2 separate regions of the Homo sapiens genome follow, and region 1 is linked to region 2. A link is an interaction called in ENCODE POLR2A ChIA-PET data of the cell type or tissue named here. Cell type or tissue: GM12878. All regions are shown on one strand. Each heading gives the region's core, and the rest is flanking DNA. Links, peaks and the distances in the headings are about the cores only. Region 1 overlaps LIMK1 (LIM domain kinase 1). Region 2 overlaps LAT2 (linker for activation of T cells family member 2).

Region 1 (10,309 bases), core at 1-8,000, 120 kb before region 2:
CCTTGGCCCCTCCCTGAGCCTAGGAGGCCCACCTGTGTCACAGATCTGCAAGGGTGCTGACTCTCCCACACCCGGGCCTCCTGCCCTTTCCCATGGGGTGAGGTTTGTTGGGGCAAATGTTCATATCTCCTTTCCCATCCCGGCATGGAAACAAGTGAGAAATAACACACAGAAGTCAGTGTGAAAAAGCCTCAGACGGCCAGGCATGCTGGCTCACGCCTGTAAACCCAGCACTTTGGGATTCCGAGGTGGGTGGATCCCTTGAGGCTAGGAGTTCAAGACCAGCCTGGCCAACATGGTGGAACCCCATCTCTATTAAAAATACAAAAATTAACCAGGTGTGGTGGCGGGTGCCTGTAATCCCAGCTACTCAGGAGGCTGAGGCAGGAGACTCTCTTGAACCTGGGAGGTGGAAGTTGCAGTGAGCCAAGATTGCACCACTGCCCTCCAGCCTAGGCAACAGAGCAAGACTCTGTCTCAAAACAGAAAACCTCAGACGTCAGCTTTCTTACTGGCCATGACTGCAGCATGGTGCTGGCACAAACCACCAGAGGTGGGGTGGATGCCACAAGTTAAGGACACCATCCCCAGCATAACTGCTCCCTCTTTAGACACCAGCCACAAGTTCAGGGGTCCCCAACCCACTCACACTTCTGACCGACTGGCTACAAATTCAGGGACTCCCAAGACCCTGCCAAGTTTGATCGTTTGCTAACAGACTCACAGAACTCAGGAAATCCTCCATTTTTATCCCAGTTTTATTATGAAGGACACAGCTCAGGTCCGACCAAATGAAGAAGCATCTCCCCTCCCTCCCCTAGCACATCAATGTGATCACCAACCAGGAAGCTTCACTGAGCTTCAGCAGCCAGAGTTTTTATTGGGATTTCATTACATCGTCATGACTGATTGAGTCATTGGCCGTATGATCAAGCTTAGTCTCTAGCCCCCGTTCTTGGAGGTCAGGCTGGATGAAAGCTGCAACCCTCTTCAAATCACATGATGTATCTTTGCGGGGCTGAGTCATCTCATTAGTATCAACTCAGGAATAGTCTGAGGGGCTCATGAATAACAAAGATACCCCATTCCAAGGACTTAGAGTCTCCCTCCCAGGAATCAGGACAAAACCCAGACAGATTCTTTCTTATACAACACTGATCAAGCTGGATTAGAGGACAACGTGGCTTGATCCCAGATGGGCTTTTAATGACTTCCTCCTGAACTGGATTTATCCTCAGGCCTTGTCCTGGCCGCCTTACAGGATCACAGCGAGTAGACAGACCCGAATGACTCAGAGGGACGAGGGCTGGCTGGGCACGCACAGTTCCTGCTCCCAGTTCCATAGGAAGAGTGAAAGAAAAGAAAGCTGGCCAGGTGCAGTGGCTCACCCCTATAATCCCAGCACTTTGGGAGGCCAAGGCAGGCAGATCACCTGAGGTCTGGAGTTTGAGGCCAGCCTGGCCAACATGGTGAAACCGTCTCTACTAAAAATAAGAAATTAGCCAGGCATGGTGGTGCGTGCCCGTAATCCCAGCTACTCAGGAGGCTGAGGCAGGAGAATCGCTTGAACCCAGGAGGCGGAGGTTACAGTGAGCCAAGATCACACCACTGCACTTTTGGACAATTGCTAGCTTTCCTTTTCTTTTGAGACAGAGTCTTGCTTTGTCACCCAGGCTGGGGTGCAGTGTTGTAATCAACAGAGTGAGACTCCATCTCAAAAAAAAAAAAAAAAAAGGAAGGGATTGGGGGAAGAGCCTGGGGCTGGGGGCTGCAGAGATGCTGAAATTGATGACGCCCTTGACACTCTTTTCTTCCCACCCCGGCGGCTCTTGCAGCGGGCACTGCTACTACCAGACTGTGGTGACCCCCGTCATCGAGCAGATCCTGCCTGACTCCCCTGGCTCCCACCTGCCCCACACCGTCACCCTGGTGTCCATCCCAGCCTCATCTCATGGCAAGCGTGGACTTTCAGTCTCCATTGACCCCCCGCACGGCCCACCGGGCTGTGGCACCGAGCACTCACACACCGTCCGCGTCCAGGGGTGAGTGGCCGGCCTGCCGAGGCTGCCGTCGGTGTGGCTATGGCTGTTGATGTGGGTGGCAGAGTCTGGCACTGGGGGCCCTGAAAATGAATGGGCGAGTGTTTGGGTACAGATGGGGCCCAGTTCTGACAACCTGGTTTGCCAGATTTCTGGCCCAGTCATTCCTCTGAATACCATTACAAATGCCAGATACAATAAAAAGACATTTTCAACCGGGCATGGTGGCCCACACCTGTAATCTCAGCACTTCGGGAGGCCGAAGTGGGTGGATCACCTGAGGTCAGGAGTTCGAGACCAGCCTGGGCAATGTGGTGAAACCCCGTCTCTACTAAAAATACAAACGTAGCCAGGCATGGTAGTGTGTGCCTATAGTGCCAGCTGCTTGGGAGGCTGAGGCAGGAGAATCACTTGAACCCAGGAGGTGGAGGTTTCAGTGAGCCCCGACTGCCATTGCACTCCAGGCTGGGCAACAAGAGTGTAACTCTGTATCAAAAAAATAAAAATAAAAAAAACACACTCAAAAAATAAAAAGACATTTTCTTTAGTCCATGTCTGATCCAACAAGAAAGAGGAGGAACCAAGTCAAGAATGAGTGAAGAAGCTGGGCGCAGTAACTCACACCTGTAATCTCAGCACTTTGGGAGGCCAAAGTGAGAGGATCACTTAAGGCCAGAAGTTTGAGACCAGCTTGGGCAACATAGCGAGACCTGCATGTCTACAAAAAAAAAAAAAAAATTAAAAATTAGCCAGGCATGGTGAAATCACTGAACACATAAAGGCTGGGCATGGTTGCTCACACTTATAATCGAAACACTTTGGGAGGCTGAGATGGGAGGATCACTTGAGGCCAGGAGTTCGAAACCAGCCTGGGAAACATTGTAGTCACAGCTACTTGGGAGGCTGAGGCAGAAGGATCTCTTGAGCCCAGGAAGTGGCTACAGTGAGCTATAATTGCACGACTGCACTCTAGGCTGGGCAATGGAGCAAAACCCTGTCTCAAAAAAATGGGGCAGGGCTGATAAAGATTAGATTACTGTGTGACTTTGAGCAGCTGCTTTCTCTCTAGGCTTTGGGGGTCTGTTTGAACAATGAGGGAGTTGGATACCTTGGAGCTTTCTAAGATTTCTGTGGCGCCTTTATTGACACCTTGAGAAGTAGCATGCAGTGTTTCTACTTTTGGGCAATTGGTCACTTCTTTTTTTTTGAGACAGTCTCACTCTGTCGCCCAGTCTGGGGTGCAGTGGTGTGATACCAGCTCACTGCAACCTCCACCCACAAGGTTCAAGCAATTCTTGCACCTCAGCCCCCTGAGTAGCTGGGACTACAGGTGACCACATGTGGCTAATTTTTGTATTTTTAGTAAAGACAGGGTTTCACCATGTTGGCCAGGCTCGTTTCAAACTCCTGGGCTCAAGTGATCCTCCCTTCTCGGCCTCCCAAAGTGCCGGGATTACAGGTGTGAGCCACCGTGCCCGGCCCAAGTGCTAGCTTTCTCTCTCTCTTTTTTTTTTTTTCGAGACGGAGTCTCGCTCTGTCGCCCAGGCTGGAGTGCAGTGGTGTGGTCTCGGCTCACTGCAAGCCCCGCCTCCTGGGTTCACGCCATTCTCCTGCCTCAGCCTCCCGAGTAGCTGGGACTACAGGCACCTGCCACCATGCCCGGCTAATTTTTTTTTTATATTTAGTAGAGACAGGGTTTCACCATATTAGGCAGGATGGTCTCGATCTCCTGACCTCGTGATCCGCCCGTCTCGGCCTCCCAAAGTGCTGCGATTACAGGCATGAGCCACCACGCCCGGCCCTACCAAGTGCTAGCTTTCATTTGACGCAGTGAATGTTTCTTGTACACCTGGCAGGTGCCTGGCACTGCATAGGCACTGTTGAGATGTGAAGGTGGCCCTGGGGACAGAAAATTATACTGGGCTTGACTGTGTGTCTCCATCCCTTGACATCAGCCAAGCCAGCAGCTGCTTTACATACATGATGAGCAGACAGCTGCTTGAAAGAGATGAGGAAACTCCCAGACCAACGGCTCTTACCAGAGGGCCAAGGGAGGTCCCCACAGAGTCAGAGGCTGCAGCTGGTCCCTGAAATCCAGGCAGAATTTTAGAAATGAAGACAGTCAGCTGGGTGCAGCGGCTCATGCCTGTTATCTCAGCCACTTCGGAGGGCTGAGGTGAGAGGATTGCTTGAGCCCAGGAGGTGGAGGCTGCAGCAAGCTATGATGACACCATGCATTCCAGCTTGGGCGACAGAGCGAGACCCTATCTCTAAAATAAAAATGAAGAAGACAGTTAATGACGTCTCCTCCCTGTCTGCCTCACTGGGTAAGCATTCGCCCAGCCAACATCTGGAACATCCCAGTTCTGCAAAGAGCCACACCCTTCCCAGAAAGAGCCCAACTTGCCAAAGATTTACTTATTTGTTTTAAACTGGTTTTAGTTGACCGCTTTTCATTTTGTGTATAGCAGCGTTTTAAGGAAGGTCTAATTTATCCAGGCCACCTGCTGCTTTAGCAAACCAAGGGAGAGGATGTGAGATTCTAAGGAATTTACATATGTATGTCATATATATATATATATATATATAGACACACAATTTTTTTTTGAGACAGGGTCTTGCTCTGTCATACAGGCTGGAGTGCAGTGGCACAATCATAGCTCACTATAGCCTCAGATGCCTGTGCTCAAGCAATCCACTCACCTCGGCCTCCTGAGTAGTGAGACTACAGGCACACACCACCACACCCAGCTAATTTTTTAATTTTTTGTAGAGACTGAGTCTTGCTGTGTCGCCCAGGCTAGTCTTGAACTCCTGGGCTCAAGCAATCCTCCCACATTGGCTTCCCAAAGTGCTAGGATTACAAGCGTGAGCCACTATGCCTGGCTTATTTTTAAGGTTATATGCATGCAAAGCCTGTATCAATGAAAATATTTTCTTTGGTTTTTTTCAACTTTTCATCTTCGCATTTTGCAGATTTATAGAAAATTTGCTAAAATAATAAGTCCATTGAATACATACACACCCTTCACCAAGGTTCACCAATTCGTAACTGCCATATTTGGGAGTTATATGTGTGTCTCTCTATATATACATATATGGATACAGATACATATACATGTTTAGTGACTTGTTTATATTTGTACATACATGTACATGTTGTTATTTATTGATCGTTTGGGAGTAAGTTGCAGGGATCATTGACTCCCCCACAATTATGCTAGATATTCTCAAAAGAAGGACCTTCTCTTTTTTTTTTTTTTTTTTGGAGACAGGGTATCACTGTCATTGAGGCTGGAGTGCAGTGATGCGATCACAGCTCACTGCAGCCTCAACCTCCCAGGCTCAAGTGATCCTCCCACCTCTGCCTCCCAAGTAGCTGGGACTACAGGCACGGGCCACCACGCCTGGCTAGGCATTCTGTTATGTAATTATCAATTGTATCTTATAGTTCAGTGATCACATTTTGGAAATGTAACATTGATACCATTATCTAATACACAGACCATATTCAAATTTTGCCTATTGTCTCTATACTGAACTACTGAGCTGTCCTTTATAGCAATCTCCCCCTCATCCACAGTCCAGTCCATGATCAACATTGCATTTAATCGTCATGTGTCATCAGTATCTTTTTTTTTTTTTTTTTTGAGACGGAATTTTGCTCTTGTTGCCCAGGTTGGAGCGCAATGGCGCAATCTTGGCTTATTGCAACCTCCGCCTTTGGGCTTAAGTGATTCTCCTGCCTCAGCCTCCTAAGTAGCTGAGATTACAGGCGTGCACCATTATGCATGCCTAATTTTTGTATTTTTATTAGAGACGGGGTTTTACCATGTTGCCCTGGCTGGTCTTGAACTCCTGACCTCAAATGATCCACCCACCTCAGCCTCCCAAAATGCTGGGTTTACAGGCATGAGCCACTGCGTCTGGCCATTTCCTCAGCCTTTCATTGCCCTTCATGATCTTGACATTTTTGAAGTGTACAGGCCAGTCATTAAAGTAAAATGTTTTTCCTTTTTTTTTTTTTTTTTTTTAAAAAGAGACAGGGTCTCACTGTGTTGCCCAGGCTGGTCTCAGACTCCTAGGCTCAAGTGATCCTCCCGCCTCAGCTTCCCAAAGTGCTGGGATTACAGGCGTGAGCCATCGTACCTGCCCTCGCATTTGGGTTTGACTGATGTTTCCTCTTAGGGAGACAGGCTCTGCAGGTTTGGCCTGATACTGCATAAGTGATCCTCTGTCCTTCCGAGTGGATCTTGCCAGGAGACATATGATGTCAGTGTGCCCTTTGCTGAGGATGTTCACTTTGATTACTTGTTTTTTCTGTACTGTAAGGATTTTTTTCCCTTTGTCATCAATAAACCATTTGTGAGATTTGAGTCTGTAAATATCCTGTTCCCAAAAACCCTTCCCCAAATGATTTGAGCATCTATTGATGATTCTTGCCTGTAGCGATTATTACTAGGGTGGCTACCAAATGCTGAATTTCTAACTCTGTTCTTCCTTCTGCATTTGTTACTGTAAGGAAGAGCTTCTCCCCCATACGAGAATAGTCTTTTTGTTTGCTTGGTTGTTTTTTTGAGATAGGGTCTCACTCTGTTGCCCAGGCTGGAGTGCAGTGACATGATCATAGCTCACTGCAGCCTCGACCTCATGGGCTCAAGCGATCCTCCTGCCTCAGCCTCTCGAGTAGCTGGGACTACAGGCAGCACCACCATGCCTGGCTAATTTTTTATTTTTTGTAATGGTGAGGTCTCACTATTTTGCTCAGGCTGGTCTCGAACTCCTGACCTCAAGTGATCTTCCCACCTCAGCCTCCCAAATAGCTGGGATTACAGGAGTGTGCCACCATGCTCAGCTAATTTTCTGTAAAAAATGTCATAGAGATGGGGTCTTGCTATGCTGCCCAGGCTGGTCTCAAACCCCTAGTCTCAAGCAATCCTCCCACCTTGGCCTCCCAAAGTGCTGGGATTCCAGGCATGAGCCACCACACCTGGCCCTGTTTTTCTTAAAGTTCTCAGTCTCCTCTCTGCCTTACCCCCATCCCCTTTTCCATCTCCAGGACCTAGGGCAGAGACAAAGTGAGCATTCCCTAAAAAGCTTTTATGAGGCAAAATGAAAACCAGCTCACGCCTATAATCCCAGCACTTTGGGAGGCCAAGGTGGGTGGATTACCTGAGGTCAGGAGTTCAAGACCAGCCTGACCAACATAGAGAAACCCCATCTGTACTAAAAATACAAAATTAGCCAGGCATGGTGGCACATGCCTGTAATCCCAGCTACTCAGGAGCCTGAGGCAAGAGAATCACTTGAACCTGGGAGGCGGAAGTTGCAATGAGCCGAGATCACTCCATTGCACTCCAGCCTGGGCAACAAGAGCAAAACTCTGTCTCAAAAAAAAAAAAGAAAAGAAAAGAAAACCAGGTCCCTAACACCGAAGAGTTAAAAGAAATAAGTAAATTTGGCAAATTGGTCTTTTTGTGAGTTAGCTTATAGGCAACTGATCGAGGGTCTCTTTCCCGTCTTCACCCTGCAATTGTGGCTCAGGGCAAGCTGCCAGCTCCCTCCTGCCAATGCAGGAGCAATAGAGCTTGGCCTCCTCTTGCAGGGCGAGTTTGGGAGTCAGATATGAAGCCACTAATCCGGGACCTTTTTGGGACCCAAGGCACTCATCTGCCCCAAGCATACCAGGCAGGCCAGGTGCAATGACTCATGTCTGTAATCCTAGCACTTTGTTTTTGCGACGGAGTCTCGCTCTGTCCACCCAGGCTGGAGTGCAGTGGCAGAATCTTGACTCACTGCAACCTCCACCTCCCAGGTTCAAGCAATTCCTGCCTCAGCCTCCCAAGTAGCTAGGACTACAGGCGCCCACTGCCACGCTCGGCTAATTTTTGTATTTTCAGTAGAGACGGCGTTTCACCATGTTGGCCAGGCTGGTCTCAAACTCCTGACTTCAAGTAATCCATCCACCTTGGCCTCCCCAACTGTTGGGATTACAGGTGTGAGCCACTGCGCCCGGCCAGTCCTAGCCCTTTGGGAGGCTAAGGCGGGCGGATTGCATGAGCTCAGGAGTTCGAGACCAGCCTGGGAAATGTGGTGTAACCCCGTCTCTACTAAAAATACAAAAAAAATTAGCTGGGTGTGGTGGTGTGCACCTGTAATCCCAGCTACTCAGGAGGCTGAGGTACGAGAATCGCTTGAACTCAGGAGGCAGAGGCTGCAGTGAGCTGAGATTGTGCCATTGCACTCCAGCCTGGGTAACAGAGTGAGATTCTGTCTCCAAAAAAAAAAAAAAAAAAAATTCGAGACCAAACATACCTGGGATTTGGAAGGATAGATCTGTTCCCCCAGGGTGGAGACAATGGTCCATTGAATGGGAACAGCTGAGCATCTTGTGTGGGTGGCCAGTGCCTACAAGCGTGCCACCTTTCTCCAGCTCACACCTGTGGCAGACATCAGTAATTGATTACAGAATTCCTCCCCTGAAACCAGAACTCGGTGTTCTGGCCATCTGCTACTTCCCAGTCACACGAAGTAGAATCCTCCACCTGCTCACCCTGGATCTGGTGCCCTTCGCCTTGGTTTCCTGTTGGGGCTCTGAGGGACAGGTGGGCACTGGCCTGACCCCTGCCTTACCCACAGAGTGGATCCGGGCTGCATGAGCCCAGATGTGAAGAATTCCATCCACGTCGGAGACCGGATCTTGGAAATCAATGGCACGCCCATCCGAAATGTGCCCCTGGACGAGGTACGGTCCTGAGTCTGTGGGGCAGGACGGGAGGTAGTGCCTTCATGCCTAGCCCCCTCCCCACTCCACCCCCATTCACATGCCTGCTGTCCCCAGATTGACCTGCTGATTCAGGAAACCAGCCGCCTGCTCCAGCTGACCCTCGAGCATGACCCTCACGATACACTGGGCCACGGGCTGGGGCCTGAGACCAGCCCCCTGAGCTCTCCGGCTTATACTCCCAGCGGGGAGGCGGGCAGCTCTGCCCGGCAGAAACCTGTCTTGTAAGTCAGCCTGCTCCTCGGTTCAGCTGGGTGCTTTCACTCCTGCTGGGGCTCAGGGGCTGTGGGACCTAGGTCGGGGAGCCAGCCCTGCACAAATGCAGCCCAGGCTTGAGCCAGGGAGGTGGAGGCTGCAGTAAGCTGTCATCACACCACTGCTCTCCAGCTTGGGTGACAAAACAAGACCCACTCTCAAAAAAAAAGAGGAAACACACATTTTTTAAAAAGCCGGGGACGGGGCCAGGCGTGGTGGCTCATGCCTGTAATCCCAGCACTTTGGGAGGCCGAGGCAGGTGGATCACCTGAGGTCAGGAGTTCAAGACCAGCCTGGCCAACATGGGAAACCTCATCTTTACTGAAAATACAAAAATTAGCCGGGCTTGGTGGCAGGTGCCTGTAGTCCCAGCTACTCAGGAGGCTGAGGCAGATGAATCACTTGAACCCAGGAGATGGAGGTTGCAGTGAGCCAAGGTCACGCCACTATACTCCAGCCTGGGCAACAGTGTGAGACTCTGTCTCAAAAAAAAAGAGGATGACAGAGCAGGATCTGAGGGGTTGAGGGGAGCTGGGGGCTGCCACTAGAGCCAGGATAGGCCGAGACACTGGGATGGGCAGCCTTTGGACTGTCCCAGGCGGGCCCTCCCAAAGCAGGGGGTGATTGCATAGACTGGCATGGACAGGGGCATGCAGGCAGGAGGAGGAAGGGGCAGGGCCTTGGCCGGGTGCTACCTGTCCCCCGGTGGCACTTGGCACCATGTGTGCCCCCCAGGAGGAGCTGCAGCATCGACAGGTCTCCGGGCGCTGGCTCACTGGGCTCCCCGGCCTCCCAGCGCAAGGACCTGGGTCGCTCTGAGTCCCTCCGCGTAGTCTGCCGGCCACACCGCATCTTCCGGCCGTCGGACCTCATCCACGGGGAGGTGCTGGGCAAGGGCTGCTTCGGCCAGGCTATCAAGGTACAGAGCATGCCAGGGTCTCAGGGGACAGTCTGGGTGGGACCCCTCCATCCTCCTTCCTTCCCAGTCTATGGAAACACAGTGGAAGGGGTATCTGGCTTCCAGACTCCCTGGCCAGTGCCCTCTCCTCCCTTGGCCTCCTGGAGCTAATTAGGAACAGGGGACCTCCTACAGGTAGACTGAGACCTTATGTGCGGGAGGTCATTGAAAGGTGGCTCCTAGCCAGGCACAGTAGTTTATCCCTGTAATCCCAGCACCATGAGAGGCTAAGGCTGTAGGATCGCTTGAGCCCAGGAATTCAAGACCAGCCTT
Region 2 (10,758 bases), core at 1,893-9,892:
ATCTGCCTGCCTCGGCCTCCCAAAGTGCTGGGATTACAGGTGTGAGCCACCGTGCCTGGCCTAATTTTTTATTTTTAGTAGAGACAGGGTTTCACCATGTTGGCCAGGCTGGTCTTGAACTCCTGACCTCAGATGATTTGCCCGCCTCAGCCTCCCAAAGTGTTGGGATTACAGGTGTGAACTACCGCACCCGGCCAACAGCGCAGGATGTATTCAGTCTGGGGGCAGACACATGACTGTTTGTTAAATTTCATTTTTTGTTTTTAGAGATGGGGTCTTGCTCTGTCACCCAGGCTGGAGTTCAGTGGTGTGATCTTGGCTCACTGCAGCTTCCAACTCCTGGGCTCAAGCAATTCTCTTGCCTCAGTGTCCCAAGTAGCTGGAACCACAGGCATGTGCCACTGCGCCTGCCTAATTTTTTCATTTTTTTGTAGAGACAGGGCCTTGTTACATCGTCCATGCTGGTCTCGAACTCCTGGCCTCAAGCGATCCTCCTGTCTCGGCCTCCCAGTGTTGAGATTACAGGCGTCAGCCACCACGCCCAGCCTGATCCCATTTTATTTATTCATTTATTTAATTTATTATTATTATTATTATTATTTTGAGATGGAGTCTCACTCTGTCTCCCATGCTGGAGTGCACTGGCGTGATCTCAGCTCACTGCAACTCACTGCCTCCTGAGTTCAAGTGATTCTCATGCCTCAGCCTCCCAAGTAGCTGGAATTACAGGCTTGCACCTCCACGCCTGGCTAATTTTTGTATTTCTAGTAGAAACAGGGTTTCACCATGTTGGCCAAGCTGGTCTCAAACTCAAGTGATCCTCCTGTCTCAGCCTCCCAAAGTATTGGGATTACAGGTGTGAGTCCCTGTACCCAGCCCGACCTCATTTTATAGATGAGAAAACTGAGGCGGGGGGCTCTCAGGCAGAGGCTAGATTTGGTCCCATGAGCCCTCCTGCAAGACAAGTTGCTCCAACCTCACAAGCCTGAGATGAACTTGGGCCATGCTGGAGGGGTTGGGGGTACACCCCGGGTTGGGGGCACTGAGGCAAGGAGAGTTTCGAGGAGGGAGAAGGGCAGTGCCCAGGCGGGCCATGGGGAAGAGAGAGCAGAGCTTTCCTCGGACAACCTCCCGGGGTGACGTGGGTCGTGCCAGTCACACGGCTCAGAAATTCACTTGTTCCCACTGACTCACTTGGCTTTTGGGGAGAGGCCTGGTGGCTTCTCTGTGATGCGCCTCTTACAGAGGCTCAGGGCCGCATGGAGATTCCCTGTCATCTTACCGCAGGGATTTGGGAAGTCCAGAGAGGTCCTGAGACTTGTCCAAAGCCACACAGCTTTCAAGGGGGACAGCCCAGGTCCTGGTGGACCTCAGGGGGATCCCAAGGCAGGAGGTAGGCAGCCTGGAGCTCCTCCATTATTATTATTATTATTATTGAGATAGAGTTTCGCTCTTGTTGCCCAGGCTGGATGGAGTGCAGTGGCGTGATCTCAGCTCACTGCAACCTCCACCTCCTTGGTTCAAGCAATTCTCTGCCTCAGCCTCCTGAGTAGCTGGGATTACAGGCGCCCACCACCACACCTGGCTAATTTTTTGTATTCTTTTTTAGTAGACACAGGGTTTCACCATCTTGGCCAGGCTGGTCTTGAACTCCTGACCTCATGAACCACCCGCCTCAGCCTCCCAAAGTGTTGGGATTACAGGCATGAGCCACTGTGCCCGGCCATTTTTTTTTTTTTTTTTTTTTGAGATGGAGTCTCGCTCTGTTGCCCAGGCTGGAGTGCAGTGGCATGATCTCGGCCCACTGCAACCTCCACCTCCTAGGTTCAAGTGATTCTCTTGCCTCAGACTCCTGATTAGCTGGGATCACAGGCGTGTGCCACCACACCCGGCTAATTTTTGTATTTTTAGTAGAGATGGGGTTTCACCATGTTGGTCAGGCTAGTCTCGAACTCCCGACCTCGTGATCTGCCCGCCTTGGCCTCCCAAAGTGCTGGGATTACAGGCGTGAGCCACCACGCCCTGCTGGAGCTCCTCCCTTTTAAGTCCTGTTTACTGCTCCAAGCCTCACCTTCCCCAGCTGTGGGATGGGGAGAAGCCCTCCTCACTGGTGGCCAGGGTGGGAAGAACACGGCGGGTGGGGGAGAGTGGACACTCGGGAGTGTTGGCTCCACAAATGCCCACCATACTCAACCCCTTCAGAGACCCCACCACCCTCAACTCTGTCCCCAGCCATCTCCAGGGGGCCAGGTCTCCTTATTATTATTTTTTGAAACGGAGTCTCACTCTGTTGCCCAGGCTGGAGTGCAGTAGCATGATCACAGCTCACTGCAGCCATATATATGTATATATATATATATATGAAAAAATATATATAAATATATATATATGAAAAAATATATATAAATATATATATGAAAATATATATATAAATATATATATGAAAATATATATAAATATATATATGAAAATATATATATGAAAATATATATAAATATATATATGAAAATATATATGAAAATATATATATGAAAATATATATGAAAATATATATATAAATATATATATATGAAAATATATATATAAATATATATATGAAAATATATATATAAATATATATATGAAAATATATATATAAATATATATATATGAAAATATATATATAAATATATATATATGAAAATATATATATAAATATATATATATGAAAATATATATATAAATATATATATATGAAAATATATATATAAATATATATATGAAAATATATATATAAATATATATATATGAAAATATATATATAAATATATATATATGAAAATATATATAAATATATATATGAATATATATATATATATATGAAAATATATATATATGAAAATATATATATAAATATATATATGAAAATATATATAAATATATATATGAATATATATATATATATATGAAAATATATATATATGAAAATATATATATAAATATATATATGAAAATAATATATATAAATATATATAAATATATATAAAAATATAAATATATATAAAAATATATAAATATATATATATAAACATATATATATAAATATATATATATATATTTTTTTTTTTTTTTGTATTTTTTTTGTAGAGATGGAATTTCACCGTGTTGCCTAGGCTGGTCTGGAGCTCTTGATCTCAAGCGATCCTCCCTGCCTCGGCCTCCCAACGTGCTGGGATTATAGGCGTGAGCCACCGCTCCTGGCCAGGGTCTGTTCCTAGTTGCAACAGTTCTTGGAAACCCACTCGAGAGGGCCACGCCTCCATTCACCAGGCCACGGTGGGTGGTGTGCGTATGTTTTGCTGAGGCCTGGTCATCACGCTGTGGCTCCAAGGCTGGGACCAGCCACAGACCGAGAAGCCGGTCAGGTGCCAGCCAGAGATTCAGGGCTCCCTCCCTCTGAACATCCTGTCTTTAGCCCATCCTTGGCATCCCAGCTCATGTCATCCCAGCCACCTGCAGCAGTGCCCTAGGGCCCCATCCCTCTGCGGATCATGCTCTTGGGCCACCTCCTCCAAGAAGCCTTCCCTGACCTCCCTCCTCCCAGCTCCCACCACAGGCAGAATCTGGGCTTGCAGTTGTTTCAGGAATGGAAGCCCCATTCCCAGGTCCTGGGGGGACCCCAAGGCAGGAGGTGGGCAGAGAGGGGTCCTGCGAAGCATAGAGGAGCCCTGAGTTGCTCTGGGGTGGGCGAGGGCTTCCGGGTGCGTCTGCGTGAGTGGTGGCCACAGACTGTCACCTCCAGGAGCCAGGGTGGGTTTACTGGAGGCAACCCACTGTGGGTTGATGGGCAGAGCCAGGGTTAGGGGCAGGACACTGGGGCCTGAATCCCATCTTTCCACTTAGCAGACGTGAGCTCTCTGGCCTCAGTTTCTCGATTTGTGAAATGCAGTGAACCTCGTCCTCAAAGGGCAGTTGTCTAGATTAAGCGAGGCTGTGTGTAGGGCTGTGTGCGTGCACATGGGGCTGTCTTGTGGGCCCCCAGAACCTTCCAGCACTTATCAAGGGTGAAGATGGCCCACAGGGCAGAGGTGTTGGTTTGGGGTCACATGGGGTGAACAGGACTGGTTCTGTCCTTGCCCAGTGCAGGAGCGGGGAGGGGAGGTGGTGTTTCCGCAGCCTAGGCTCAGGTATGGGGCTGTCCGAGCACAGTGGGGGTGTGGGGTAGGATTCCTGAAAAAGGGGCCCCTTGCTCACGGGCACCTCCCATTTCAGCATCACAAGAGGCAACACCAGGAGCCAACATGAGCTCGGGGACTGAACTGCTGTGGCCCGGAGCAGCGCTGCTGGTGCTGTTGGGGGTGGCAGCCAGTCTGTGTGTGCGCTGCTCACGCCCAGGTAAGCGGGGGTCTCGGGGACGTGATGGGGAGAAGGTGTGGACAGTGCATCTCAGAGGCCCTCTCAGGCCCAGACGTGGCTGTGGTCAGAAGAGGTGGTCAGATGAACCTCGTGATGTGACCCCTGACCCCTAAACTGCCCCCTGAAGACAATGGTCAGGTGCACCCGAGGGCTTTGGCTTTGCTGGGTCAACTGTGGTATCTCGAGCCAGAGAGATTGCCCCAGACGAGGGAGGGGAGGCGAGGTTGCCTGTGGCATCCACTTTTCTAGCCTCTCCTCTTCTAAAAAAGGGTGAGCAAATACCCTTTTTTCTTTTTTTTGGACAGAGTCTTGCTCTGGTCTCCCAGGCTGGAGGGCAGTGATGCAATCTTGGCTCACTGTAACATCCAACTCTCGGGTTGAAGCGATTCTCCTGCCTCAACCCCCTGAGTAGCTGGGACTACAGGTGCCTGCCACCATGCCTGGCTAATTTTTGTGTTTTTAGTAGAGACGGGGTTTCCCCATGTTGGCCAGGCTGGTCACGAACTGCTGACCTCATGTGATCCTCCCGCCTCGGCCCAAAGTGCTGGAATTACAGGAGGGAGCCACCACACCTGGTCCCAAATATTCTTTAATATCAGGTGGCCGGTGATGATTGACAGTTTGGCCCCCAAGTCCTGTCTGAGTCCTGCTGGAGACAAGACATGGCGGGGGGTGTCTGACCTCAGGTCGCAGCTGCTCCCAGACCCTTTGCTAATCCTGGCCTTTTCTTGCAGGTGCAAAGAGGTCAGAGAAAATCTACCAGCAGAGAAGTCTGTGAGTTGCCTCGATGTCCCTAGCCTGGTGTATTCATGTGCCCTGGGCATGGACGTCCTCAAGGGAATTCCTAGCACCCCATCCTTCACCCCTTCACTCACACCTCCTCCGTGCCAAGTTCTAGTGGGTCCCTAGCCATCAGAGAAGGGAGAGAAAGTGTCCAGGGGCTGTCCAGGCCCTGCTGTAGCTTGGGTTAGGGAGGGCTTTGGGAGGCGGGGACGCCTGGGCTGTGGGGCTAGCCACTCTTCAGCTTGCCTGTGAACCCCTCCAGAAGTCCAGGCATCTGGCCAGGCACGATGGTTCACACCTGTAATCCCAGCACTTTGGGAGGCCAAGGCAGGTGGATCACCTGAGGTCAGGAGTTTGAGACCAGCCTGGCCAACATGGTGAAACCTCATTTCTACTAAAATACAAAAATGAGCTGGGCGTGGTGGTGGGTCCCTCTACTCCCAGCTACTCTGGAGGCTGAGGCAGCAGGATCACTTGAACCCAGGAGGTGGAGGTTGCAGAGAGCCGAGATTGTGCCACTGCACTCCAGCCTGGGCAAAAAAGCAAGATTCCGTCTCAGAAAAGAAAAAAAGAAAAGAAAAAAAAAATAGAGGTCCACCAGGCACCTGTGTCCTCAGCCTCCCTTTGACCCCAATCCCCAGGGGCTAGTCCGCTCTCCCCTTGCAATGCAAGAGACAGAGAACCCGGCACAGGGTGAAATGTGAACGTTGTCGGAGACTCCCCTGGAAAAAACTGCCGGAGCTCAGGGGAGGATGTGGGCAAGTCCCTCGGGGGACCAGGGAAGGACTGTGAGAAAGACCCAGGGAAGGGCAGTGGGTTCGACACTGCAGACTGGGGCTGAAACCCAGAACAACCCAGGCACATGGGCAGTGGCCACAGGTGTCCTTTGATTAAGAGAATGGCTGTGGGCCCAGGAAACCTTGGAGGTCCATGTGCACCCCCGAGCAGTCACTCATGACCCACACACGCACACCCGCACACACATCCTTCCTCATTTCCTTTTGCAACTGAAAAACCACAGTGAGATTTGAAAATAGAATCTTCCCATCCTTGCTCATCGTGGGCCAGGGTTAGACCTTTCTGGGTCTTTCTGGCCACGTGGCTTTCTGGCCGCCTGCAACCTCCCCCGATGCCCCCCATGCCCTTGACTCCTCGGACACTTCCCCTCTCCCCTCAGGCCCTGCCCACCCCCAGCCCCCTGATTGATCTTAGAGCCATAGATGGTCAGGGCCAGACTCAGCGTCCCCATGTGGGAGGTGGAGGGGAGCTGTTTGGTCTTCTCCCTGGAATGCCTGTGCCTGCCTCTCCATCTGTCACCTCGGTTGGGCTCAGTCCCACCAGCCTGCATGAAGCGACTGCTGTGAGCACAGGCTCCGTTCCTCTGTTGCTTCTCCCAGGAAGCCACGTCTGACTGACTCTCTCCTGTGGATTTAGGGTATCTCTCCTAAATCAGGTCACCCTGAGCCCCAGTCTTCAAGGAGCTTGGAAGGCTGGGCCAGGTACCCATTCTGGTTCAGAGGAGGAGCCCCCAAACCTGCTTTAATAATGAGCTAATCCACTCCATTATCTGTAATGGCAGCTTCCATTTTCAAGAGCACCTCATGGTCCAAGATGGCAGCTGGGGTGCCGGCCCTCATCTCTGCATTCCCAGCAGCAGGAAGAAAGAATGAACAAGGATACAAAGGGTGTCTCCCAGTTGCCAGTGCCCCCGTTTAAAAAGATTTATTGGAAATATCAACAACCTTGGCTTGAATCTCATAGACCAGAGCTTAATCCATGGCCACACTTTGGTGCAAGGAAGGCTAGGAATAGTCTATTATTTATTTCTTTATTTATTTAGAGATGGAGCCACATTTACTTTTGTTCAGGCTGGAGTGCAGTAGAATGATCTTGGCTCACTGCAACCTCTGCCTCCTGGCTTCAAGCGATTCTCCTGTCTCAGCCTCCCGAGTAGCTGGGATTACAGGCATGCGCCACCATGCCCAGCTAATTTTTGTATTTTTAGTAGAGACGGGGTTTTCTCCATGTTGGTCAGGCTGGTCTTGAACTCCCAACCTCAGGTGATTCGCCTGCCTTGGCCTCCCAAAGCCCTGGGATTACAGGTGTGAGCCACCATGCCGGGTCTAGAGTGTGTGCTTTTTTTTTTTTTTTTTTTTTTTTTTTTTTTTTTTTTTGAGACGGAGTCTCGCTCTGTCGCCCAGGCCAGACTGCGGACTGCAGTGGTGCAATCTCGGCTCACTGCAAGCTCCGCTTCCCGGGTTCACGCCATTCTCCTGCCTCAGCCTCCCGAGTAGCTGGGACTACAGGCGCCCGCCACCGCGCCCGGCTAATTTTTTGTATTTTTAGTAGAGACGGGGTGAGTGTGTGCTTTTTTAAGGAATTGCAAACGCTCCCTGGGACCAGCAGGTGGGAGGCAGCCTCATCGTCACTCCTGGCTGAAATAATTTACCCCAAGTCATTGCTGGGTCCCTGAGCACCTGCCTTCATTCACCCTCATGCCCCAGAATCTCAGGGCTACCTCCACAGCCCTGTCCACAGACCCCTCCTGACCCGTCTCCAGGGGCCTGGGACCCACCGGCAGGATGTGGCCCTGTTGAGGCCATGTCAGGGATGGGTCTGGCTGAGAGCCGGGCTCCAGCCCAGGGCCCTGTGTGAGGGTTGGGCACCCAGTGCACGGAGGGGCCAGAGAATGGGGATAGCATGGGGAGCCGTGAGAATGAGGCCTGAAAGGGCAGCAGTTCCTCCCCACTGTCGCCCCAGTCCGTCCCTCTGCTTTCCCTCCTCATCCCTGCCTGTCCCTCCCTCCTGTCCCTGTGTTCTTGGGCTGTGGGAGTCCAGGCCCAGGCTCAGCACAGCCCATGCATTTCCAGGCGTGAGGACCAACAGAGCTTTACGGGGTCCCGGACCTACTCCTGTGAGTCTCCAAGTGTCCCCGGGTTGGGCTCTGGGTTGGGGGTGTCCCTATCAAGTTATCTCGGTCCCCATTGACCTGAGACCGTGGCCAGGCCTGATGTGGGGGGATGATGGGGTGAGGGGGCTGGGCTAGCTGGGGGCCCAGCCAACACCCCACTTCTTGCCCTTTGTAGTGGTCGGGCAGGCATGGCCAGGACCCCTGGCGGACATGGCACCCACAAGGTAGGTCACAGTCCCCCAGGAAGTGACAAGAATGAAAGTCCTGGAGGTCCTCACCTGGTGAGCCCAGGTCAAGACCTCCCTCCCTCCCCGAGTCCCAGAGCTCCAGGGCTCAGCTATGAAGGCCCCACAAGGGGTATGGGGGGATGTGTCCTGGGGGGCCTCTCCCCTACAGCCCCTCCTTTAACTCCCTCCTTCCCCCTCCCTGCAGGAAGGACAAGCTGTTGCAATTCTACCCCAGCCTGGAGGGTGAGTGGCACAGGGCAGGGACAGGGACAGGCCTAGCCAAGCTGGGACTAAGACAGGCGAAAACCCCATGGGACAGGCGTCGTGCAGTGGGGGCTGCGGGGCCAGGCGAGGCCTCCCCAGGAGAGACACACAGGCTGGGGCAGGGCAGGCTCCTGGAATCGGCCTGGCAGGGGGAGGGTGCACACTCGCACATGCCCCACTGAGGGGACAGGGAGCACTGCAAAGGCTCAGACACGGGAAATAGCTGGCCCTGCCTTGGGCTGCAGCACCCGAGCTGGGTGCAAAGCAGGGGCCAGGGGAGAAAGCAATTAGCTGGGTCTTTCTTCCAGATCCAGCATCTTCCAGGTACCAGAACTTCAGCAAAGGTAGGTAGGCTCCTGGAGAAAGGGGGAGGCCATGGTGGGGGCCACACCCAGGGGCTCAGGCCCAATTCTCGCCTCCTCCCGCAGGAAGCAGACACGGGTCGGAGGAAGCCTACATGTGAGTGACCTTGATCCTGTCCCCCCTGCCTCGCCTCTCCCCCTGCCCCACCTCTCCCCCTGCCCCACCTCTCCCCCTGCCCCACCTGCCTGCCACAGCCCTGGGCTTCCTGGTCCAGGAACCACCTCTTGCACTAGAACGAGGCATCCAGGTTCCCCTCCTTCTCCTGGCAGGCAGGCATTGGGCGACACTGTTGTCTCTTAGGTAACCCTGGGTTTGGGGGACTGGACTTTGCCCTGCTCTGGGACACAGAGTGTCAGGGGCGGGGGATAGAGACTCATTCAGCATCACCCAGTCAAAGACAAGCTACAGGACACCCAGAATCCCTCGGGGGTGTTGCATCATCTCACAGATGGGCAAACGATGGGGAATGGCCTAAGGTCACATAGCAAGGTGGCTCACCAGGTGCGGTGGCTCATGCCTGTAATCCCAGGACTTTGGGAGGCCAAGGCAGGCAGATCACCTGAGGCCAGGAGTTCAAGACCAGCCTCGCCAACATGGTGAAACCTCATCTCTACTAAAAATAAAAAATTAGCCAGGCATGGTGGTGCGTGCCTGTAATCCCAGCTACTCGGGAGGCTGATGCAGGAGAATCGCTTGAACCTGGGAGGCTGAGGTTGCAGTGAGCCGAGATCATGCCACTGTACTCCAGCCTGGGTGACAGAGACTCTGTCTCAAAAAAAAAAAAAAAAAAAAAAAAAAAAAGTGGCTCCAGCCCCTGGTGGCTCAGGGGTCCCAGGAAGTGGGGGTGGGGGAATCAGAGAGGAGATCCTGGCAGACCCCCATGGCCCCCAAGAGGAGCAATGGTGGGAGCAGCCCTGGCCTCACCGCCCCCTTATGGAGCCCCCAACCCGATCTCCAGCCTGCCCTGAAACCTGTGTTGTATATGTTTTCTTGGCCAGAGACCCCATTGCCATGGAGTATTACAACTGGGGGCGGTTCTCGAAGCCCCCAGAAGGTGAGGCGAAGGACAAAGCCGGAGGTGGAGGAAGTGGTGTGGGAGCTCAGGGCAGAAGCCATACCTCCAGGCAGGAGAGGAGGCTGGGCCTGGGTTCGGGTAAATCGGCAGAGCCGGTTGGGTGGACAGAAGGAGGCTGGTGCTGCAGGCGGGGGCCAAGAAGGGATAGGGGGCGGGCGGGTCAGCGTGGGAGAGCTGTGGGCACAGGGCGTGGGAGAGAGGAGTGGGCCACAGGGCAGGGAACTAGAGGGCTGGCTTGGGGAGGTGGGGGGAGGCCAGGTCCTTGTCAACGAGGACTGAGCATCTTCTCCTGACCCCAGAAGGTACCTGGGATGGTGATCCCTGCAGGCTCTGAGGCCACCAGAAACCTGGTCGCTGAATGCCTTTGCTTTATAGGAAGGGCAACTGAGAGGCCGGGTGTGGTGGCTCACCCCTGTAATCCCAGCACTTTGGGAGGCTAAGGTGGGTGGATCACCTGAGGTCAGGAGTTCAAGACCAGTGTGGCCAACATGGTGAAACCCCATCTCTACAAAAATACAAAAAAAAAAAAAAAAAAAAATTAGCCAGGCATGGTGGCACATGCCTGTAATCCCAGCTACTTGGGAGGCTGAGACAGGAGAATTGCTTGAACCCGGGAGGCGGAGGCTGCAGTGAGCCAAGATCGCACCATTGCACTCCAGCCTGGGCAACAGAGTGAGACTCCATCTCAAAAAAAAAAAAAATCCCCCCAAAAAAGGGCAACTGAGGACTCAGGGTGGGCA

Evidence for each region. ChIA-PET counts read pairs that join two places held together with the same protein. Peaks named below come from ENCODE experiments on the same cell type or tissue, not always from the same donor. Only the 100,000 strongest peaks of a DNase experiment are listed, where the experiment ranks them.
Region 1: POLR2A ChIA-PET joins it to region 2 with 10 read pairs; 7 of 35 experiments call an interaction of 5 or more read pairs at or near these places.

Annotation. Positions count from the first base shown.
Region 1 is chr7:74,097,197-74,107,505 of GRCh38, forward strand. It overlaps LIMK1 (LIM domain kinase 1), which reads left to right. Exons shown (of 16, transcript NM_002314.4): 5 at 1,836-2,042; 6 at 8,679-8,784; 7 at 8,881-9,047; 8 at 9,814-9,997. Among named protein-coding and RNA genes, the nearest start is that of LIMK1, 19 kb to the left of the region's middle. RefSeq lists enhancers at 3,417-3,486, 8,278-8,778. In GM12878, for the core only: no CTCF peak of the experiment used is centred there; DNase peaks (open chromatin) are centred at 3,005, 3,262 and 4,045; H3K4me3 peaks cover 323 bases; H3K27ac peaks cover 2,331 bases.
Region 2 is chr7:74,211,696-74,222,453 of GRCh38, forward strand. It overlaps LAT2 (linker for activation of T cells family member 2), which reads left to right. Exons shown (of 14, transcript NM_032464.3): 2 at 3,127-3,315; 3 at 4,252-4,374; 4 at 5,130-5,169; 5 at 8,049-8,092; 6 at 8,265-8,313; 7 at 8,522-8,559; 8 at 8,889-8,924; 9 at 9,009-9,039; 10 at 9,942-9,997. The coding sequence starts at 4,281. Among named protein-coding and RNA genes, the nearest start is that of LAT2, 7.1 kb to the left of the region's middle. RefSeq lists enhancers at 1,115-1,194, 1,325-1,384, 4,808-5,764, 8,394-9,242. In GM12878, for the core only: no CTCF peak of the experiment used is centred there; a DNase peak (open chromatin) is centred at 6,116; H3K4me3 peaks cover 2,154 bases; H3K27ac peaks cover 4,783 bases.